Regions from separate parts of the Mus musculus genome. Here region 1 is linked to region 2. The links are chromatin loops, found by intact Hi-C in ENCODE. Cell type or tissue: left cerebral cortex. All regions are shown on one strand. Links, peaks and the distances in the headings refer to the core of each region. The heading gives the core; the rest is flanking DNA.

What was found. Peaks named below come from ENCODE experiments on the same cell type or tissue, not always from the same donor. Only the 100,000 strongest peaks of a DNase experiment are listed, where the experiment ranks them.
Region 1: it touches region 2 in a loop (2.5-fold over the local background); 1 of 42 quality-filtered maps calls a loop at or near these places.

What each region holds. Positions count from the first base shown.
Region 1 is chr11:86,938,908-86,950,398 of GRCm38, forward strand. Ypel2 (yippee like 2) reads right to left here. Exons shown (of 5, transcript NM_001005341.3): 3 at 7,026-7,069; 4 at 5,666-5,774; 5 at 1-1,781. The coding sequence ends at 1,692. Among named protein-coding and RNA genes, the nearest start is that of Gm51915, 38 kb to the right of the region's middle. In left cerebral cortex, for the core only: no CTCF peak of the experiment used is centred there; DNase peaks (open chromatin) are centred at 5,326, 5,816, 6,423 and 7,340; H3K27ac peaks cover 2,655 bases.
Region 2 is chr11:86,846,632-86,858,122 of GRCm38, forward strand. The region is part of intron 3 of Gm33742 (a long non-coding RNA gene); the gene reads right to left. Gm51288 (predicted gene, 51288) reads right to left here and starts at 6,027; the gene lies at 5,973-6,027. In left cerebral cortex, for the core only: no CTCF peak of the experiment used is centred there; DNase peaks (open chromatin) are centred at 5,003, 5,657, 6,380 and 6,593; H3K27ac peaks cover 2,007 bases.

The DNA.
Region 1 (11,491 bases), core at 3,520-7,519, 93 kb after region 2:
CTGGCAAGTCTCAATTTGTCCATTTCCAGATCAGGACAAAGCCGTGTCCACCACGGCTTTCTCCCTGATGGAATTTGGTTCTGCTGGGGATGTGGACTGGAAAATGTTCCTGGAGGGATGCTTTAGCATTGGTTAGCCAGGCAACAGGCTCTTATCTCCATGAGCTCACTCTTGCTCCTTCTCTTCTTGGGCTTTTTTTTTTCAGAGGTGAATTTTCCTGTAGGACCAGCCTAGCTAGAGAACAAGATTCTGAGAAGTACCTAATATGCCCATATTTTAACATTATCTTCTGCCTAAGAAATAAACGAAATGGATTCAAACAGGATTTCAAATCCACATAATAGCTGGATTGATGCAACACAGCCTTCACAGTGTTGATTACACACAATAAATTCTTTTTCATTTTAAGAGATTTACAGGGATTATTTTTTCTTTCCTCCCCAACCCTAACTCAAGGAAGCTTGGGTGCGTGCGGTGGGTGAAGGAGTAATATTGAATCTGTAATCCCTCCCTACTGCTGGACCACACTGTTAAAAGATGTCTATCCACATAGGAGAGTCAGGGCTAAGAATGGAGGTGTAATCTTGGATCTTTGTTTCCAGGTTATGGTGATAAAATTGGAGGGGGGAAAAAAAACCCAAAACTCAGAAACGTTGTGCACAAAGAATTGCTGGTCCCATGGAAGCTACTGATCATCGGATGAGGAAAGATGTGCTAAGCCTTCACTGGCTCCAATCTGAACTCTTCCTCCCAGAACCTTGCCTCTGCATTTTTACATTTCCTGCTTGCTATCAGGAGTTCCCGGTCCACAGCAACGCCTCCAGCTCCTGGCTCTCCTCCATTACCGATTTTTACTGTGCTTTGGGCTAAATGGGACACACACATCTTGTATCTTTTCCTGCAACCTAAATCAGTTAAGAAGACCAAGAAGGTGATTGCCCAGGAGGGGGCGGGGGGGAAAGAGGGCAGAATCACTAAAACCCACTGAGCTTTACCCCCCCCCACACACACACACACTCCCCACCCCCCATTCTCTTTAGCAGGACCTTCTCCAGTCCAGGTCCAGAATGCTAGGGTCCTGCCCTGTCAGCTAGAATCAAGGATGCTTCTTGTGCTAATCCGCTGTCCTGGCACATCTGATGCTAGGGCAGGAGTGTATCATCAGAGAGAACAAAAGCCACGAGGTATTTTTTTTTCTCTTTGTCCTTTTGAAGGAGTCAATTATTTCAAGCCTAAGTTAGCAGGTCTCCAAGAACAGTACAGTTATATTGCACCCTCTTGCCCCTTCCCCAATCCTAGGACTCCCAGGTTCCCCTGTTCTGTTGCTCATGCTCACATGCCGATGTTCTGACAGCCATCAGGCAGCTCTCATGTGGGCAGGGCCACCCCCCCTCAAGTAGGGCTGCCACCATGCAGCCAAGGGTCCGTTCCAGCTCGTAACTGTTTTCAGCCAACACTAGAACAGAGAAGCCAAGATCAACTCACAAACAGATACAAAGCAAAGAGACAGAGAGACAGTGATTTAGAGGCCAGTCACCAAAAATGATGGTGTCAGGGTGGGAGGATGACCCCTGATGGCAAGGCCCCTAAGTTGATGGAACCGAGTGTGTTCAGTCACTCTCTCACGCTTGGGTAGAATGTTCAGTTGGGTGGCATTCACATGGATGCTGGACCGGATGGATGCTATCAGGTCAGTCCCAGCCATTGTCCTTGATCATGTGTGCTAATTCAATGATGTATTTGCCTTCTTTATATTTCTGACTGCTTTCAAAAGCATGTTCCTATAAAACAGAGGAAGAGAAAAAAAAGACACAGAGTGACCAAAGGCACAGATGACTTCTGAGACACAGAAGCAGCGATGTGGCTGACGACAGGCGCCTGGACAGCCATCAGGTGCCCCAAACACTCCAGCACGCAAGTGTCCTGAGTTCCTGCTGTTAGCAGCACAACCGAGGGACATCTGGGATTCCTCAGTATCATGACAGAATTTATTTGGATCATTCCTCTTTTAAACTTTTGCTCAAACGTCACCATCTCAGGAAGCTCTTTCCCAGCTACTCAGCCTGGGATCCCAATCTCACCTGCGGCAGGCACCTCACTGCCCTCTCTTCCCCACGCCTTCCCTTAGCTCTATTCTCAGTACACCTTCCTCTCCAATACCCACAAATGCCCATATGTAGTCACTTCTTTCTGCTGCCTGTAACACAATAAAAACTTTAAGCAGAGATGTTCTTGCTTTGCAAACTTCTGCATTCCTGGAAGACTGAAAGTCAGATAACAGGCCTTCAGGAAACAGATGAAAGGCAGCTGCTGATCTTGGAAGCCAGTTTGGGAGCATTGCAGTAGACAACCTTGGTTTTATGTGAAGTTTCTTGGCTTCTTAATTAAAAAAAAAAAAAAAAAAGCCCTGACAAGGTGGTACACACCTTTGATCCCAGCACTCCGGAGGCAGAGGCAGAGGCAGAGGCGTCTGTGTGAGCTCCAGGGAAGCTATGGCTAGCTACATAGTGATCCCTGTCTTAAGCTGACATTCATTTGCACACATACATGTATGTGAGCTCTTGAGGGAACTGGGATCTCTGAAGCTTACTAGGAGTCTGCCTTACAGACATTTGTTTCTAGAAGTCTGGTTATCATCTTAAGATGCACCTGTTAGCTGGCGGTGGTGGCGCATGCCTTTAATCCCAGCACTTGGGAGGCAGAGGCAGGAGGATTTCTGAGTTCGAGGCCAGCCTGGTCTACAAAGTGAGTTCCAGGACAACCAGGGCTACACAGAGAAACCCTGTCTCGGAAAAACAACAAAAACAACAACAACAACAAAAAGCTGCACCTGTTATACATAAGTAGGATAGCAAGTACCTCCAGACTATAAGGCCAATCAGGTCTTACTTTCTGTTCTCCCTGTTTCCACCTCAGGTGAATCAAGTGCTTTTCTTTCACTACTGTGCTCCAGGGTACTAGACACTGCATGAACCCCCGAGCTGCAGAACCTCCTCCCACCCCACCCTCTCCACCTCCCTGGCAGGTTGCTTCCACCACCATCCCGCCCCCGTGGAGCCTCTCAGCGAGCCCTACAGAAGGCCTTTCTTCCCAATATAGGACAAAGGACTATCTCACATGCAGAGTGAGGAAGCACACGAGCATTTATACATTATCCCAGAACACCTCTCCCGGAAGTCACGTGGGTAATGACAGAGGCACAAGCAGTAGATAAGGGGCTCTTCTGGCAGAGCCTCTGAGATCAGTAAGAAACCAAATCCTACTGTTCCAAAATAATAATGATACAAACTACAGCTTTTTTTTTTCTGTTTGTTTTCAAGACAGAGACTCTTGCGTCTCTGGTGGTCCTGGAATGCAGAGGTCGGCCTACCTCTGCCTCCCAAGTACTAGGATTAGAGGCCTGTGCTACCACTGCTCAGCGGGCATTACTAGTGAACTACCACCTCTATTCAGAACTTTCTATTTCTTGTGTTTTAGAACAAGAGTTCAGACTTTAAGTTGTCTTGTTGAGTGAAGAATCAATCTACAAAGTGAGGAAGAGGGGAGCTAGGAGACCAGAGAATGTGCAAACACTCGGTACTATGGATTCAGCAGCTATGGATTCAGCAGATTTTCCTGTGCACTCTGTCTGTCTGTCTGTCTGTCTGTCTGTGCTATAATTTGAGAATAAGACCTGTTGTGCCTGTGTTTAGGGCAGAAATGAAGAAGAGTAAGAATACTAGGGTGAGTTTTCCTCCGGTATCAAGGGGCATTCCTATAATCCCAGCACTGGGAAACAGGCAGGAGGAAGGAGTACAGCCTGGGCTACATAGTGAGTTCCCAGCATCCTGTGATACGAGGTTTTCTTATTAAATAGAAGAAATGCAAAGTGGATCACCTGCCCACCGGCATCCGTGATGGTGGCTCTGAACTCCAGCAGGAAGTCAATAATCTGGGTCAGTCTCTGGAACCGCTCACTTAACTAACCGATTAGCTACTCAGTGTCTCAACCTATGGGTCACAACCTCTTGGGCAAACCTCAGTCTTCAAAAATATTGGCATCATCATTCATACCGGTAGCAAAATTACAGTTATAAAGTAGCAACAGAAACAACTTTGTGGTTGGGGGGTCACCACACCATGAGGAATTGTACTAAAGGGTCACAGCATTAGGAAGGTTGAGAGCCACTGCACTGTAGGGTTGTTCTGTAGGTTCATAAAAATACCAAGACAAAGGAACAGAACAGAGTTGGGTACACCAAGGCGATCAATACAAGCCATCGGATGCTTCCCCGATGTCCTGCCCATCATCACGATAGGGAGTGGATCGCCATCTTTTTTCCTCTCCTGATGCCAGGGTCAAGTTCAGGGCTTCTAGGCAAGTGCTTCCTACAGTACTCACTCCCAGTAAGTTTATAGTCAACAGCTTTTTATAAAATTGTCAGATCACCAAACCCGAACCTCAAGCAACAAATGAAACCAGCCTACTCAGGGTTATCTCTTCCTCTAACCCAACATCTCAATGGATGAAGGAGTTCTAGGATCAACAGCAGAACTGTGATCATGTGGTGGTGCGTTCCTGTAACAACTGCTCGTGGCGGGCTGAAGAAAAGGACCCAACTTTCAGGACAATCTGTCCCTTGGCAAGACCTAACATCACCGCCACCACACGGCCCCATTGCTCCTTAATTTATTTCCCTGTAATAAACTTTATTATATCTTTTAAGAGATTTTATTAGTTCCCCAGAGAGGCCAAGCTCCTCCTGCCACCTCCTCCAAAATACAAAAATCACAGGCTTGTACCGCAATGCACAGGTGACATTGAATTGCTTAGCACTGAAAAGGCTGAGCGTGAGGGCATAAAGCCAGCTAAGAGACAGAGCCCGTTGGAGCCTCATTCTGCTGCTTAGACGGCATGCAAAAACTAGCTGGTAACTGTGGAAGCACTGATCATACTTTTGTAGAGACCCAAGCCCAGCTAACATACTCAGACAGTTCTGTATTTTGTTAGTTGTCTGTCTGTCTGTCTCTGTTACTTCATTGAAACAGGGTCTCATGTGATCCATCTGGGTCTGTCATCTACCTGCTTTAATCTTTTAAGTGCACGGATTGTAAGTGTATAGGACCATGTTTGGATAGCTAGTGTTTCTTATTTTTGTGTATATGTATATACTTGTTGGTGTGTGCATGTGTGTGTTTGTGTGTGTGAGAGAGAAAGAGAAAATGAAGATGTGTTAGGCAGAGGATAGTGTCAAGTGTCTTCCTGAGTTACCTTTTTGAGTGCCTCCCATTGAATCAGGAGCTCCCCCACTGGCTGCACAGGCTGCCTCGGGGATTCTCCGAGTCTATGCCTACCCAGTTCTGGGATTACAAGCATGTATTGCTGCACCCAGCTTTTCCCAAGGGTCCTGGGTATCAGAACTCAACAAGTCCTCATGTTTATGGACAAGCAGTTTGCTGACTGAGCCGTCTTCCCAGGGTTGTTACAGTCAGCTTTCAGGAGATGCTTTAAGGCCCTGCTAATAATTGTACTCGTGCGCTCCCACGGAAGTGTTTCCAGGCCAGGTGAAGGGATGAACAGGATTACCTTTCTTACAAAGGTACGAGCCCCCAGGGCTGAGGGCAGCCCTTGGAAGAAAGCATCCCTTACCCAGGAGGCCCTCCCTCCCAGGCTCGTTGTACTTACATATTTCCAGCCCAAAGTGGTTTTGCAGTTTTCACAGTAAATGTCTGCAACGGCATGTAGTCCTGTTAGCAACACCCGCTCTTCTGCAGGCCCACAGCCCACATTAACTCTGTGCCAAAGACAGAAAGAGAGCGAGCGGGTGGTTAGTCAGAAGGATAAACAGCCATTAGTCATTCAAGCTGAGCTCCTGGCAAAAACCGACTGGACAGGCCTACTCCCAGGGAAGCCTACAGGGAGAAGGAACTGGTCTAAAACTGAAATGAGAAACATCCATCGCCTCAAAGGTAACCACATGGAAATGTCTCCGTGGGAATAAATCCTGCATCTGCAAGATTCAGTTCTGTGGGTTGACCAAAATAGCTCTGGATGACAGTTTGCTTAGGATTTAAATTTTCTGACACTAATTTATAATCTTGTAACTAAAAGAAAACTCACGTTACATTTACTTGTTGGGTGGATACATGCATGCTGTGGTGCCTTCATGGAGGCAAGGACAGCTTTGGGAATGGGTTCTTTCCTCCTACAGTAAGCTTAGCTTTCAAGCGACCCAACTGTGTTGTCAGGCTTGGCAGCACGGCCTTGGCCATCTCTTCCCCCCTGGTCTTGTAATTGAAAGGGAGGCTCAGCCTCGAGATGGTTGCACAGGGGTTACAGAGGATTGCCTAAGACAGTGAACAAGACCATGTGTTTCCGTCTGTATCATCAGGGTGAGTGACCCTTGAGTATCTATCACACCTGCTTTACAGAACACCTGCTCCAAGGAATGAGCTACATTTCCTTTCACAGTTTATCAGATGTCTGCGAGCTTTTGTCTTCCTAGCCAAGTCAGAGGCTGAATCCCGTGACAGGCTGTGTCGACATCCTCTGCAGAAGGGACGAGGCTCTTCCTAAGCCTTGCCCCTAACATAAGTTCGTTCGTTCTTTCTTTCCTCTCTCTTTCTTCCTTCCTTCCTTTTTCCTTCCTTCCTTTCTCTCTCTCTTTCTCATTCTCTCTCTCTCTCTCACATACACCCTCACACACACACACACACACACACACACACACACACACACACTCACACACACCGTCACAAATCTCAGGTCTGGCTGACCTCCACGATGAAGGTCTATCAGAGACCCCTCTAAGTTTTCCCTGTGCTGGGGATACTGCAGCGAGTACCATTAGTTTTAGTTGGAGATGATGCCAACCAAATTTCCCCTAAGGTAACTGACTACCAGTGGTTAATGGGAATGCCCCTAGGGATTTTATTATTACTAATATTACTAAGGCAGAGAGAGGTCATTGATGAATCAGAGGAGTGCTTGCCCCGCCCCTCGAGACTTGCACCCAATAAACAGGTACCCAGTCAGAAACACTCACACTGAGTTGAAGAGGTAGGCTCGCCCTTGACTTCCCTGGAAGGACTGAAATACAAGAAGACAAATCAATAGTTAGACATCCATGTTACTTATTTGGGAAACCGACCCCAAATCGCAACCAACCTGACTGCCCATGCAGAAGGGAGCATGCGGCCAGCAAGAGCTCTAGCTGGCAGGTGGCATGGGGCAGGAGGTGGTGAAGACAGAATAAACAGTTCAGAGATGAAGGCAGCCCACACACTCGGGCTATTTTTACCAGCTCAGGTGACTTGATGGACAGGGGTACAGATGACAAGAGAGTAGCCAGGCTGGTGTGATGGTGCAGTGTGTAACACCAGCACTCGGGAAGCTATGGCAAGCCTGGGACACACTGACAAAGTTGATCTTTATTTAACAACAGAACTGCAAGTAATTAAATACCCCTCCGTTCTTCACGTTGCCCGACAAGGAATTCACTGGGAGAATTAATCTGCACGGATGTCACACACAGTGGCCTCTCACACACAGTGGCTAGGCATGGAAAGCCAGTACAGACCCTTTGGTTTGCCCTCTTCTTACTTGGACCCCAGCACAAGAGCCTGCACTCATCATTTGCCTTGCTCCTGGCCCCTCAGCAGTTCCAGTCCTAAGTGGGGATTCCAGGGCTCCTCTTCTGCTGTGTACGTGATCTCAATGATGCCCAATGGGCAGAAGTCTCATTTCACCCTCTAGCTTGGCCTGCCTTCTGGCTTGCCAGTGACAGACAGAGGTGACAGAAAGAAGCCAGGGCTTACCATGCAATCTGGCATCTCCCTCCATTAGCACAGGTTTCCCTCCTCTGGTCTCAATGAGCTGTCTGGCCGACATGCTCTGCCTTGCTGCTTGCATTTTTAATGTGGTGTGACAATGGTATCCCAATTTAACTTCCTAGTCAGCTCTGGGGGGTTGCGGGGTGGGGGTGGGGGGACCAGCATAAAAACAGACACGGAAACAAGGAACTCTGAAGAAATCTGGGGTGTGGAGCTGACAGATGACTAAAAGCACCAGATGGGGCTCTGAGCACTGTGCCTAGACAGCCATTCTGTCAGGAGTACAGGTCTTCAGGGTTGGTGCCTCTGGCCAGAGAAAGGCAGACTTCCTGCGGAGGAGCTGGGAACTGAACAGCTGGATAAGGGGATGCCTTCCTGCCCAGGTACAGCTCAAGCAGCAAGCAGAGAGATAGTCACCGGCCTCAGTCCAGACCTGAACCGTGTTTCTGGAAACAGCCAGGGAGCATAAGACCCCCCACCCCCACCCCCCAGGCACAATGAAGCTGCTCTGGGAACCATGGCCTCTCTCTCAAACTCCACACAAAGGTCCCTGTGACAAAGCCAGACTTTACACAAACGGCTCAAGGGAACAAAAGCTGCCCACTTAGTGACTCCTCTTGCTACTTTAACACTGTGCCCTATGCTAGCCCAAGCTTACCTGCACTCAATGGCTGACTTCCCCAGCTTTGTCCACCCTGTCATCCTCTGACCTTCCCAGGAAGACACACACAACCAACACCTACGGCTTTCTTTGCATCTGGATTTAAATTTTTTTTAAAAAGATTTATCTATTTATTTTAGGCATTTGAGTACACTGTAGATGTCTTCAGACACACCAGAAGAGGGCATTGGATCCCATTACAGATGGTTGTGAACCACCATGCGGTTGCTGGGAATTGAACTCAGGACCTCCGGAAGAGCTCTTAACTGCTGAGCCATCTCTCCAGCCCTTGGATTTAAAATTTTTGAATCAAATTCCTTCTCTATGCTGTGAGTCTCAGAGGTGCAGCTCATATCTTCAGGCTCTCTTCCAACCCGCAGCATGTGACTCTGGCACATATTAATTGTTTTATTTTTATTTTGAAGTCTCATTAGGTATCCCAGATTGGCCTTGAACTCGCAGTAATCCTCCTGCTTCAGCCTCCAGAGCTGATAGTATGAACTGCCTCTATATTTCTTCTATTGGGGTGCATTGTTACATGAGTTCTGATATCTGCTATATGCCTAGGAAGCCATCACCACGATGGAGATTAAGGATAATCACCAGGACTGGTGGCATTGGTTTATATAGCATTTCAGAAAACCAGGGGGTTTTGGGGGGGGGGGGGCAGGATCACTCCTATTCATATGTGTGGGAGGAGTGTGTATGTTTGTATCATATCCCTGGTTGGCCTGGAACTCACTGGGTAGACTGAACTGGCCTACTGTGCCTGGGATTAAGATATACACCACCACACTAGACTACAAGAGATTTTCATCTGGAACTCTGTGGTGTTACTCCCCCATATCATTGCTTCTTCCTCCATGTATTCTAGAAATACAAAGCATGTTACAGCCCCCTGCCGAATAACAAGCTATCAAATGCATTTACACTGCGATCTCAGGAATATCACTTAGCATCTATCTGTAAAATTAAAACTTTCAACTATGGGCAGATGTGCATTGGGGGCCACACCGCACCTGGCCCAGCTTTCAGTTGAGGCCAACCTAGTCTACATAAGCGTGTCCCGGGCTAGCCGAGGTAACATAGTAAGGGGGCGGGGGGAAGGGCGGGGAGAGGGTACCGATAGTTCACCCTTCCAAGATTTTCTTGGGCCTCCGAGTCTACCGTTCCCTCTGCTCTGCGCCACTTTCTCGATTATGGCTCCATAGGCAAACCTGCTTTCTGTCACTCAAACACTAAATGTTTTTGAAAGGCTTTTTACTTAGTATTTACAAAATTTAAGATGTATTTATTTATGCGTATGAATCTAAGTTGGTGCCCAGAGGCCAGAAGGGGTGCTGATCTCCTGGAGCTAGAGTTATAGAAGGTTGTGAGCCATCTGATGTAGGTGCTGGGAACTGAACCCAGGTCCTCTATAAGAGCAGCAAATGTTCTTAACTGTGGAGCGGTATCTCCAGCCTCTAGCACAGTTCGTTCAAAAATTATCCATCCTGTATTTTAAACCAGTTTGTTCCTTTTCTTTCTTTTGTGCCAGGCTAGCCACAAACTCCCTACATAGCAGCTGTCCTGCCTCCTGTCTCCAGCTCTCAGGTGCCAGGATTATAGCAGGCAACACCATCCTACCTTTTTCTGTGTTTTTGTGTTTAAAGAATGATTGGTGTGGTATCTATTACCTTTAATCCCAGCACTTGGGAGGCAGAGACAGGCAGATTTCTGAGTTTGAGGCCAGCCTGGTCTACAAAGTGAGTTCAAAATAGTCAGAGCTATACAGAGAAACCCTGTCTCATAAAAACCCCAAACAAACAAACAAACAAACAAACAAACAAAAGCAAAAATGGAACAATCAGAGAAGCCAGTCATGGCACGTGCTTTAATCTCGTAGGTAGATGTCTTGGGGGATGAGGGTGGGGTCTGAGGCTAGCCAGGGCTACAAAGCAAGACCCTATCTCAAATAACACTCAAACAAAATGATCAGAAAGAGTAATAGGGAAAAAACAATGAGTAGTCAACATGTAAATGTATAAAATGGCCAAATAATAAAATTGTTAATAACATGAAAAGTGATATAAAATAAAATAAAGCAATGTCAAAAATTTTAAACCGTTTACTTATGTATACAGATATTTTGTCTACCTGTATGTCTGCACACCAGAAGAGGCTCTGGAGTGTGAGCTACCATGTGATTGCTGGGAACTGAACTCAGGCCCTCTGGAGGAGCATCTGGTGCTCTTAACCATTGCCCCATCTCTCCAGCCCCATATAAAATTCTTATGTTCACAACTTATAACTTTATATCAGTGCATTCATGGAATCCATGCACATGCACGTTAAGTGGATGCTCGAGCGCCTTGCTGAAAGGTCACTTGCACGTGTGTGTGTGTGTGTGTGTGTGTGTGTGTGTGTGTGTGTGTGTGTGTACCCATCTGCTTCTGCATGTTGCCGAGAAGTAACTACTGCCAGTCTGACACAGATTAATTCCTAGAGAGCAGGGGCAGGGGAAGATGGATGGGCAAAGAAAACAGCCTCCTTAGGCTCAAAGGTGGCTCACAGGTATGCCAGGACAGCTCCTCCAGGCATGCTTGGTGAGAGTCTGCTGGTACAAGTCCAGGTACTGGCAAGGGGACTGGACGCAAGCAGGGCTGTCCTGGTGGGAACACTTCCTCAGGTAAGCCCACAGACACAGCATCTGCGGCCCGGTTTCCTCAGCCTGGCACTCATAGCCAGATGCATTTTTTTTTTTTTTTTTGAGGCAGAAGTCTGGACGCTCTTCCACCATGGCTTCCACTACCCCAGGGCCCCTGCCAACTCAACATTTATGATGAGAAAAACAGACACGGAGAACAACAGGCTTCTTGCAAATAGACGCAGACAAGAATAGCCTGGCTGGGTCACGGTATCCTGTGGGGCCCAGCCTAGCCCAGCACAACCTGGCACAGCCTGGTGTTCCCTTGGGTGGGGGTGGTGCTGAGGTGGGGAAGCCGAAAGGGAACTAAGGAAGCAACTGAAATGAAGCAA
Region 2 (11,491 bases), core at 2,868-6,867:
AGAAGCAGCTCATTATGAGAAAAAAGGGTACCAGCCAGGTAAAGTGCTAGCTAATCAGTTAAGGAAGCCAAAAGCGGCTGGCGAAGGCCAGTTTGCTGATTGGCCTCAGGGCAGTCGGCTTCAAGGTCCGCCCTATGCGGAGCCCCCGCCCTGCGTAGTGCGTCAGCAGTGCGCAGAGAGGCAGTGCGCAGAGAGGCAGTGCGCAGACTCATTCATTCCCAGAGAGGAACAAAGGAAAATACAACAGGCATTTCCGGTCTTTGAAGGAGCCGAGGGTGGGCGTGTCCACGCTCCGGTAGAATACTTACAAATTAAAGAAATTGCCGAGTCGGTCCGTAAATACGGAACCAATGCTAATTTTACCTTGGTGCAGTTAGACAGGCTTGCCGGCATGGCACTAACTCCTGCCGACTGGCAAACGGTTGTAAAAGCCGCTCTCCCTAGTATGGGCAAATATATGGAATGGAGAGCGCTTTGGCACGAAGCTGCACAAGCGCAGGCCCGAGCAAACGCAGCTGCTTTGACTCCAGAGCAGAGAGATTGGACTTTTGACTTGTTAACGGGTCAGGGAGCTTATTCTGCTGATCAAACAAACTACCATTGGGGAGCTTATGCCCAGATTTCTTCCACGGCTATTAGGGCCTGGAAGGCGCTCTCCCGAGCAGGTGAAACCACTGGTCAATTAACAAAAGTTGTCGAGGGACCTCAGGAATCCTTCTCAGATTTTGTGGCCAGAATGACAGAGGCAGCAGAGCGTATTTTTGGAGAGTCAGAGCAAGCTGCGCCTCTGATAGAACAGCTAATCTATGAGCAAGCCACAAAGGAGTGCCGAGCGGCCATAGCCCCAAGAAAGAACAAAGGCTTACAAGACTGGCTCAGGGTCTGTCGAGAGCTTGGGGGACCTCTCACCAATGCAGGCTTAGCGGCCGCCATCCTCCAATCTCAGAACCGCTCCATGGGCAGAAATGATCAGAGGACATGTTTTAATTGCGGAAAGCCTGGGCATTTTAAGAAAGATTGCAGAGCTCCAGATAAACAGGGAGGGACTCTCACTCTTTGCTCTAAGTGTGGCAAGGGTTATCATAGAGCTGACCAGTGTCGCTCTGTGAGGGATATAAAGGGCAGAATCCTTCCCCCACCTGATAGTCAATCAACTGATGTGCCAAAAAACGGGTCATCGGGCCCTCGGTCCCAGGGCCCTCAAAGATATGGGAACCGGTTTGTCAGGACCCAGGAAGCAGTCAGAGAGGCGACCCAGGAAGACCCACAAGGGTGGACCTGCGTGCCGCCTCCGACTTCCTATTAATGCCTCAAATGAGTATTCAGCCGGTGCCAGTGGAGCCTATACCATCCTTGCCCCCGGGAACCATGGGCCTTATTCTCGGCCGGGGTTCACTCACCTTGCAGGGCTTAGTAGTCCACCCTGGAGTTATGGATTGTCAACATTCCCCTGAAATACAGGTCCTGTGCTCAAGCCCTAAAGGCGTTTTTTCTATTAGTAAAGGAGATAGGATAGCTCAGCTGCTGCTCCTCCCTGATAATACCAGGGAAAAATCTGCAGGACCTGAGATAAAGAAAATGGGCTCCTCAGGAAATGATTCTGCCTATTTGGTTGTATCTTTAAATGATAGACCTAAGCTCCGCCTTAAGATCAACGGAAAAGAGTTTGAAGGCATCCTTGATACCGGAGCAGATAAAAGTATAATTTCTACACATTGGTGGCCCAAAGCATGGCCCACCACAGAGTCATCTCATTCATTACAGGGCCTAGGATATCAATCATGTCCCACTATAAGCTCCGTTGCCTTGACGTGGGAATCCTCTGAAGGACAGCAAGGGAAATTCATACCTTATGTGCTCCCACTCCCGGTTAACCTCTGGGGAAGGGATATTATGCAGCATTTGGGCCTTATTTTGTCCAATGAAAACGCCCCATCGGGAGGGTATTCAGCTAAAGCAAAAAATATCATGGCAAAGATGGGTTATAAAGAAGGAAAAGGGTTAGGACATCAAGAACAGGGAAGGATAGAGCCCATCTCACCTAATGGAAACCAAGACAGACAGGGTCTGGGTTTTCCTTAGCGGCCATTGGGCCAGCACGACCCATACCATGGAAAACAGGGGACCCAGTGTGGGTTCCTCAATGGCACCTATCCTCTGAAAAACTAGAAGCTGTGATTCAACTGGTAGAGGAACAATTAAAATTAGGCCATATTGAACCCTCTACCTCACCTTGGAATACTCCAATTTTTGTAATTAAGAAAAAGTCAGGAAAGTGGAGACTGCTCCATGACCTCAGAGCCATTAATGAGCAAATGAACTTATTTGGCCCAATACAGAGAGGTCTCATGCTGGTTAATCAACTCATAGATCTTGTCCAGATACAACTAGATGTATTATGACAAATAACTCAGCAGGGTTGTGAACAAAAGTTTCCGGGATTGTGTGTTATTTCCATTCAGTATGTTAAATTTACTAGGGCAGCTAAATTGTCAAAAAGTCTTTTTCAGTATATGTTACAGAATTGGATGGCTGAATTTGAACAGATCCTTCGGGAATTGAGACTTCAGGTCAACTCCACGCGCTTGGACCTGTCCCTGACCAAAGGATTACCCAATTGGATCTCCTCAACATTTTCCTTCTTTAAAGAATGGGTGGGATTAATATTATTTGGAGATACACTTTGCTGTGGATTAGTGTTGCTTCTTTGATTGGTCTGTAAGCTTAAGGCCCAAACTAGGAGAGACAAGGTGGTTATTGCCCAGGCGCTTGCAGGACTAGAACATGGAGCTCCCCCTGATATATGGTTATCTATGCTTAGGCAATAGGTCGCTGGCCACTCAGCTCTTACATCTCACGAGGCTAGACTCATTGCACGGGATAGAGTGAGTGTGCTTCAGCAGCCCGAGAGAGTTGCACGGCTAAGCACTGCAATGGAGAGGCTCTGCGGCATATATGAGCCTATTCTAGGGAGACATGTCATCTTTCATGAAGGTTCAGTGTCCTAGTTCCCTTCCCCCAGGCAAAACGACACGGGAGCAGGTCAGGGTTGCTCTGGGTAAAAGCCTGTGAGCCTAAGAGCTAATCCTGTACATGGCTCCTTTACCTACACACTGGGGATTTGACCTCTATCTCCACTCTCATTAATATGGGTGGCCTATTTGCTCTTATTAAAAGGAAAGGGGGAGATGTTGGGAGCCGCGCCCACATTCGCCGTTACAAGATGGCGCTGACAGCTGTGTTCTAAGTGGTAAACAAATAATCTGCGCATGTGCCGAGGGTGATTCTCCACTCCATGTGCTCTGCCTTCCCCGTGACGTCAACTCGGCCGATGGGCTGCAGCCAATCAGGGAGTGACACGTCCTAGGCGAAGGATAATTCTCCTTAATAGGGACGGGGTTTCGTTTTCTCTCTCTCTTGCTTCTTGCACTCTGGCTCCTGAAGATGTAAGCAATAAAGTTTTGCCGCAGAAGATTCTGGTCTGTTGCGTCTTTCCTGGCCGGTCGTGAGAACGCGTCTAATAACATGTAAGTAGTTCAGTGTAAAAGAATGTCAGCGAGAGTGAGTTTGACACCTGAGAGCCACATGATGGAAGGAAAGAACAAGCTCCTACCAACTGACTGTGATCTACGTGTCACACATACACACGCACACACGTGTACACACACACACACACACACACACACACACACACACACACACACACCCTGCCTTCCACTGTCTGCAAACTGCCTATTGTGGGGTTGGTGGTTACTTCAAAAGCCAATCTAAACTAAATTTATGCTCTAAATCATTTGGTAAGGTGACTCCTGAGTCCTTCAGCTGGAGGAATTTTAAGGTGTGTCACCTGGAGAGGATTTATATTCTGCATTTAACTTTACTAGTAGAACTAATCAGGACATTGAACTGGACCCTGAGATAGAAATAACTCTCCTTTAGAGAGAGGTTCACACCCTATTATACCTCATTGGCAAATTTCCTGACAGCCACACTTTTTTCTGCATCTGTTGTGTTTAAAATTAAATTTGAAGCTATTTCCTTACTGTAGGTGGACAGTTTGAAGAGAATACATCCTCACTTGGTGCACTTTATTTAACCTTTTCACTACGCACACCTCCCTCCCCCTACATAAATTAACAAATTCACAACTTTGCACGCATGAGTCCTTTGATGGGGCATGGGGACAAAACTTTTGTTATTGCTGTTTCTGCCAGCCTAGTCCGTTAAAAATTAAAACAAGCGGCTTTTCTGTCTTTCGTGTTGACCAAACCTCCTGACATTGACTCTGAAACATGAGTTGGATATAAAAATGTTTAAACATACCCGATGGGGTAGGAGAGATAGTTCAGTGGTTATGTCTTGCTGACCTTGTGTGGAGGACCTCAGTTCTGTTCCCAGCCCCCATACTGGGCAGCTCACAACTGCCTCTACTCCAGTTCTAGGGGTATTCAATACCTCTATTCTCCATAGACACCTGTACTCAAGTGGTAATTCATACCCATAATTAGGAATAATAGGAATAAATCTTCTTTTAAAAATAACCTGATTCAAAATAAAAATGGTAAATGCATTGTGCCACCTGTCTTCTTTAAGAAGCTGGGCGTATATGTGTGTCTTGTCTACACATATTTACATATATACACTCTTCCTGTCCCACCTAGTCGTCAGTTGCTAGTTCACAAAAGTGAAGTCACCAGTAGGTTGAGTGGTTGCTCCTCCGAGTTCCACTTCTCTCTGCAACTGTTTAAAAGCTCTTCTTAGCCCTGTATTTGCTGCCAACATTGCACACTTCCTTCTCGTGCTTAAAAATAAATGTCAAGTCCTTGATCTTTTGTTAAAGATTCATTGCCAGCTCTGGTTTCGCAGCAGGAGCCTCTCTCAGGATGGAGCTGGCTCCGATTTCTGCTAAGAACTAACCTAGGAATGATGGAAAGATGATTATCATCAATGTCAGAGAGCATATGGGTTTCTACTGAGCAGCCCCGCCAAGCGGGGCTCCCACTGATCCTTCCCATCACCACCAGCCAGATGACTCTAGGAGACAAATTCCTCCTCAGATTGGAGAAAATGAGAGTCCAAATTTCACACATATTTCTCCCACCTCAGAGAGGTTTCATAGTAAAGCACTAAGTGCCTTGTGTTTCTTAAGCTTAGTTTCCATAAGATGACCAGTGTGGTTTTTTTTTTTTTTTTTCTTCTCTAGATGGCAAACTACCTCATTTTAGTGCATCCTTTTGTCTGGGTGACTCACTAGGGTCGGTACACACAGTGAAAGAAATGAGGCCATTCTAATTTAGGCATGCACGCATGCACACACACACACACACACACACACACACACACACACACACACACACGAAGGCATTGTGCCTTACTGCAGATGTTTGCAGTGGCTTTATCTCAACCATACGAACCCTGTCTAAAAGGAACAACGCTGTTAATTAAGTGGAAGCCACGGGCACTCAGTGCATATTTTTTCAGCATGAGGTCCCAGGTGATTCAATTAAGATCTCTATCATTACAAATTGGCTCTCCAGGTATTTTTTAAAAACCCTCTTCGTCCACCCTGCTTCTCTTGGGATATATACCAGCTGGCATCTAGGTATTTTAGGATATAATTTTCTGTACTGAGGAAAATCTCTGAGTACAGAGAAATCAGAGGCAAATTTGAACTTTTCTCAGAGTGACTGTTTCAAACATTTGAAAGCACAGAGCAATTTGCCTCTTTTCTAAACAGTAGAGAGATAAGAGTCCACCCTCTCTGCAGCCTATTATATAGCACTCTATTGTCTTTGAAGTTTAAATAAATCAATAAACACAATAAGCACACTGTGTATTTTCTGGTTATACAATGCAGAGAGTAGACAGATGGGGATACTATAATTAAACAATGTTTCCAATGTCCAGAACATTTTAAGCAGAGAGCAAAATTAATTGAAAACCCAGTTGCTGTTGCGGCTGAGGGGCTCCATTCACAGATCCAGAGCCTAATTAACAGAGACAATCAATTAGGCAGCTGGCGCTGTAGACATAGCCCCCTCTGCTTCTGTGGACGAGTTCGATATAACCAGCTAAGCTTTCAAAGTTAAAGATCTAAGCCAAAGACTTTTAGAGAAGAGCTGCACAAGGATTCTGCGATTCCTTCCAGCTGTTCTGGCTGGCCCCTGCTCCCTCTACTACTCAAAGGCGAAACTTTCACAGGCAGCGTTCAGGAAGACTTGCATTTCGGATATTTTCCCTCCGGCGGCATATGTCTGGAAAAGCTCCAGGTTGACCAATATCCCTGAAACAGACCTGGGTGCCGTTTGGTATTTGTAGAATAGAATGAGTCAGCTGTGGACATTCTCACGAGGCAAACTGTTCAGAGAAGGGCAAACACTGGAACAGATTGCAGGACTATTTTTTCCTGCAACTGCTTCGACAGATCTAGAAATCAAATTTCACCAAGTATTGGTCCCATAAACTTTGTGAGAAATACTATGAATATCATCTATAAAGTTTCATAATGCAATTTAGATGGTGGCTGAATAAGATTTTCATTTTCTCTTTGAGTAGGCAGTGCTTATTAATAAGAAAAACACTTCACCCACTTGTTCAGGGTAAAAGCAGGCTCCACCGCCCCCAGGAATTTTGCTTTCAGGTTTATTACTAAGCTGGTTGTTTAGGAACCAACATCGTGGCTATCGCAAGCCTGAAATCCCAACCCTTGGATGCTAGAGGCAGAAGGACTATCCTCAGCACCCACACACTGGGTGAGTTCAAGACCAGCCTGGGCTATGTGAGACCCTCTTTCTTGTTTTCTTTCTTTTTTTTTAAATAAAGATTTTATTTTTTTATTTTATATATATGACGAGTACACTGTAGCTGTCTTCAGACAGACGAGAAGAGGGCAACAGATCCCACTACAGATGGTTGTGAGCCACCATGTGGTTGCTGGGAATTGAACTCAAGACCTCTGGAAGAGCAGTCTCTGCTCTTAACTGCTGAGCCATCTCTCCAGCCTGAGACCCTCTTTCAAAACAACAAAAACAACAAAGAAACCAAATTTATTTTTCCCTGGACCACAGGAGGGGAAAAAAAATGGCGGCTACAGTCTGAACATAAGCTCCCAATTTGATTGGCTGCTAAGTCATCAAAACAGCCTTAAACCCAGCGGAGGCTGAGAACCTGTGCCCTTCTATCTGGTTTATCACCCATTCTCTGTGTGTGTGTGGTCTGAAGTCTGCAAAGTGACTTACTCGCCTTGCCTCCCTTGCTTGGCATCCATCCGTCATGGAGTGGGATGGAGCAGACAGAGCAGAGTGAAAAAAGATGATATGACTCCTGACCTGGTTCCCGGTCACCTCTGGGACCACATGCCTGGATGGTCTCTTCCCCAGCACTGTGTCTTACTAGACTCTATCTGGTCATTCCTTTGCACATCTTCCATATACAACGATTCCCAGTTAGCATCTGAATATCTTCTCTTGGTTTTCTTAACCCAGTCCATCCTACACTTAATGATCTCCTCATCCAAAGCCTTCATTTGCGCCATCTCAGTAGAATCCTAGCTATCAAACCCTCACAACAAAGAGAGAAGAAACGCCCCTTTCCTGGAAGGAGAGGTCATTAGCAAAACGGCAGGCAGGCTGGCTCTCCCACATACATAGATACCAATAGTGTTTCATATCTGTCCTTTATCCCCGAATAAGATCAAATTCCTGCCCTCAAGGAATTTCCTTTCCCAGTTGGGGAGACGAGCAAGTATACAATGCTCACTCAAGATAGCCACATGCCCTGGAAAATCTTATACAGAAATAAACCAAGGGTCCTAGTAGGGTCTAGCTGATGGAAGAGGGCAATTTTGGATACAGATGATCAGGGAAGGGCTTCTTGAATGGATGTCACTTAACTGAGACCTCAACGTTGAGAAGGAAATGGCCACTGTGCCGTGAGCTGGTAGAATTCTGGAATGAGTTCCAGCAGAGGATGGAAAGTGTAAAGGCTTGGAAATGAGCAAAGAGCATTGTGGGAAACGTAGGACTTCATGGCAGCTGTTAGACTCTAGAGAAAGTTAAAGCCAGATCAGTTCAATCCTTGTGAGGAGTGGCGGGGAGGTGGTGTGGGGGGTGTTGAGATGAGACTGGATGGGGAACTGGAGTGAGGCTTTTATTCCATGCACCAGGGGAAGCTAAGAAGAATTTTAAAGAAGATAATTCTATGATTATCATCCTTTTTATTTCTTTCCCCTTTAATCTACTTTTAAAGCTTTGTTCGTGTGTGCATGTGTGTATGTATGCTGTGTATGTGAGTGTCTCCTCAGATGGGGATGTTGGATCACCTGGGGGTCTCGGGCTACAGGCACTCAGGTCCTCTGAAAGAGCAGAGATCACTCACTGAACCATCTCTCCAGTCCCTTATTTATTTTTTGAAAGGTCACTCCAAGAACAATGAGAGAAGCCTAGAGTAATCCAGGTAGCCGACTGTGAGCTATACCCCCTATATACCTACACTCCCAGCACCAGATGGATAGAGACAGAAAGAGCTCAGATTAGGGCCAGCTTAAGCCATAGAGTAAGACTCTGTCTCAGAAGACCAAAATAGGACTGGAGAGATGGCTCAGAGGTTAGGAGCACTTGTTCTTGCAGCGGGTCTGGGATCAATTTCCACCTACATGGGGTCTCACAATTGTCCATAACTCTGGTTCTAGAGGTTCTGACAACCTCTCCTCAGACATACACAGGAACAAGGCACTCACACTAGGAAATAAAATAAGTCATTAAAAAGAAAAAAACCAAGAGGCAGAGGCAGGTGGATTTCTGAGTTCGAGGCCAGCCTGGTCTACAAAGTGAGTTCCAGGACAGCCAGGGCTACACAGAGAAACCCTGTCTCGAAAAACAAAACAACAACAACAACAACAAAAACAAACCCAAAAACCTCAAATAACAAAAACAGAGGCAGAAGACAACTATGCTTTCATTGACAGTGATGGTCAGGATTGATGGAGGAGGAAACAGGCCTGGGCTAGTTTAAGACTTGGTAAGAATGACTGTGAAGAAAGGCAAGGAGCGGAACAAGTAGGAAATCCTCCCATTGGCTGGGACCCTGGCTGCTTCATGGAGAGGAGAAGAGGAGGGAAGGAGAGAGATGGGACTATTGCTGAGGTGAACTGGAGGCAGCCAAGGAATAAGGCCAAGGAGGCAGATGGCTACACGAGCCTAAGGCTCCAAGGACAGGTTTCAGCTGGGGACACTAATTTCCAGTCTTAGCGCTCAAACTGGCTTCTCAAGCCAACCTGGCTTAATTAAGGAGGAACTTGGACACACTAACCAGAATGCTACCCGAATTTAGACGTGACGCCCCTGCCAGTAAAACACCCTCCCATGTTTTGCTCTCTTGTCTTTGAAGTGAGATATGAGAATCCCTAGTTCCTTGACCATTGAGACCTTGTCTCCAGACTGCCGATTTCATTATGACTTAATGATATATTTAAAGAACAGCCCCCAGAGTCCAGTTTGGCTGACATATAAAAATTGTCCTTATAGGGAGATATGTGCCCCGTAGTAAGAGAGATAGTTCCAAGGCTTTCTGTTCCGGTTGTCATGGTGACAGGGGCCTGGGCTCTGGAGGTGGTGAGGAGGAGGAGAGAGGAAAAAAAAACCCTCTAAACTGTGGGGGTTGTTTGTCTTGGGAAAACAATGAAAGATGGTGTTTACAGGCTGTATAGAGTAAATGGCCTATTCACCCTTGGTAGTCGCAGGTAAACAATTTGTAAGCGGACAAATTGTTCATTTTAAGGACATACAAAAGCGTTGTCTGACTCTGGGACTAGAAAAGCATCACACAACTCTTTCATCCTTTGTGCCCAGTGGATCGCCTGGGGCTCTGGTTAATCAACTGAATAACTGAGGTCTTGGAAGGGGCACACCTATCCTAGTTACTCTATGTGGGTTCTGCGGTTGAGAGATGATTCGTAGATCCTTTGGATCATGCACGTACTGTGGGCAGTGTTTACAGAATGACAAACTTCAAAGGCAAACCAAGGAAGCCACGAGTGGTGAGGCACATCTTTGTCCCATTACTCAGAGGCAGAGGCAGGCAGATTTCTGTGAGTTCAAGGCTAGCCTGGTCTGCATAGTGAGATCCTGATGGCAGTGGGGATTGAGGTATGGAGGTGGGGATACGGGTAGGAGTAGGGGATGGGAGGACACTAAACTCAAACTCATGCTTATAATCCCAGTCCTCTAGAAGCCAATGCAGGAAGATGCAGAGTCTAAGGTCAGCCCAGGATACTAAGATTTCTAAAACAACGACAACAACAACAAATAAAAGACAAGAAAACAAATGAAGCTAAATGTGACTGTATATACTATGATCTAGTCCTGAGAGGTCAAGGTAGGAAGGTCAGGAGTTCAAGGTCATCTTTAGCTATAGTATAGATCCAAGGCCAATCTATGCTACCAGAGATCCTGGTTTAAAACAAATAAAAATAACCCACAAAATAAAACATCAGCAAACCCAATAAACCAGCTAAACAAATCAAGGAAACCCGGACAGGAGCCAGTAAGGCGGCTCAGCAGGTAAGACTGCTTCCTGCCAAGCCTAAAGACTTGAGCTGGATCCCCAGAGACCACAAGATAGGAGAGAATTGACTCTTGCATGTTGTTCTCTGACCTCCACATGCACACTGTAGCACGCATACATACCCTCAAACATCCCCCATAGGATTATTAATTTTAAAAATAAAATACTAAAAGATCAACTTGGAAGTCTTACCCTTTGGGGTTGATACTAAGATTTTTTTTTCATGTGTTTGTGTATACATTTTTTTGTGTGTGCACTCATGTGGAGGCCAGAGTTTGTTCTTTATCTTAGTTTTGGTTTTGTTTGAGACAGGGTCTCTTTATGTGGGGTCTCTTTTCTTGTTGTCTTGGAACTCTATATGTAGACCAGGCTGGTCCAGAATCTACAGTGATCCATCTACCTCTGTCTACAAAGTACTGAAATTAAAGGTGTATTGCTTGTTTGTTTTTGAGACAGGGTCTCACATTGTAGATCTGACTATCCTAGAACTCACTACCAACCAGGTAAGCCTTAATCTCACAAAAACCTACCTGTCTCTGTCTCCCAAATGCTTGTTTGTTTTTTGAGATCAAGTCTCCTGTAGCCCAGGCTGGCCTTAAATTCACTCTGCAGCTGAGGTTGGCCTTGAACTTCTGACCTTCCTGCCTCCAGCTACCAACTGCTGGAATTATAAACATGTGCCACAGCAGCTTGAATTAAAAATTTGAAATTAACTATGATCACTAAGTGGAGATAGGATGAAGGGTTGTAGAAGTTATGATAGGAAAACGGTAAAGAACAGAGCCAAAGCTGAGGAAGGGGCTGGGGGTGGCAGGGGGGTAGGGTAGGGGCGTGGTGACCTTGTCTCAGGAGCTATGGGAAGTTAATTGTTGCTGGGGAAAGGAGAAACATTTTCTTCAGTGATGTGGTCACAATCTAGGAGCCCTGG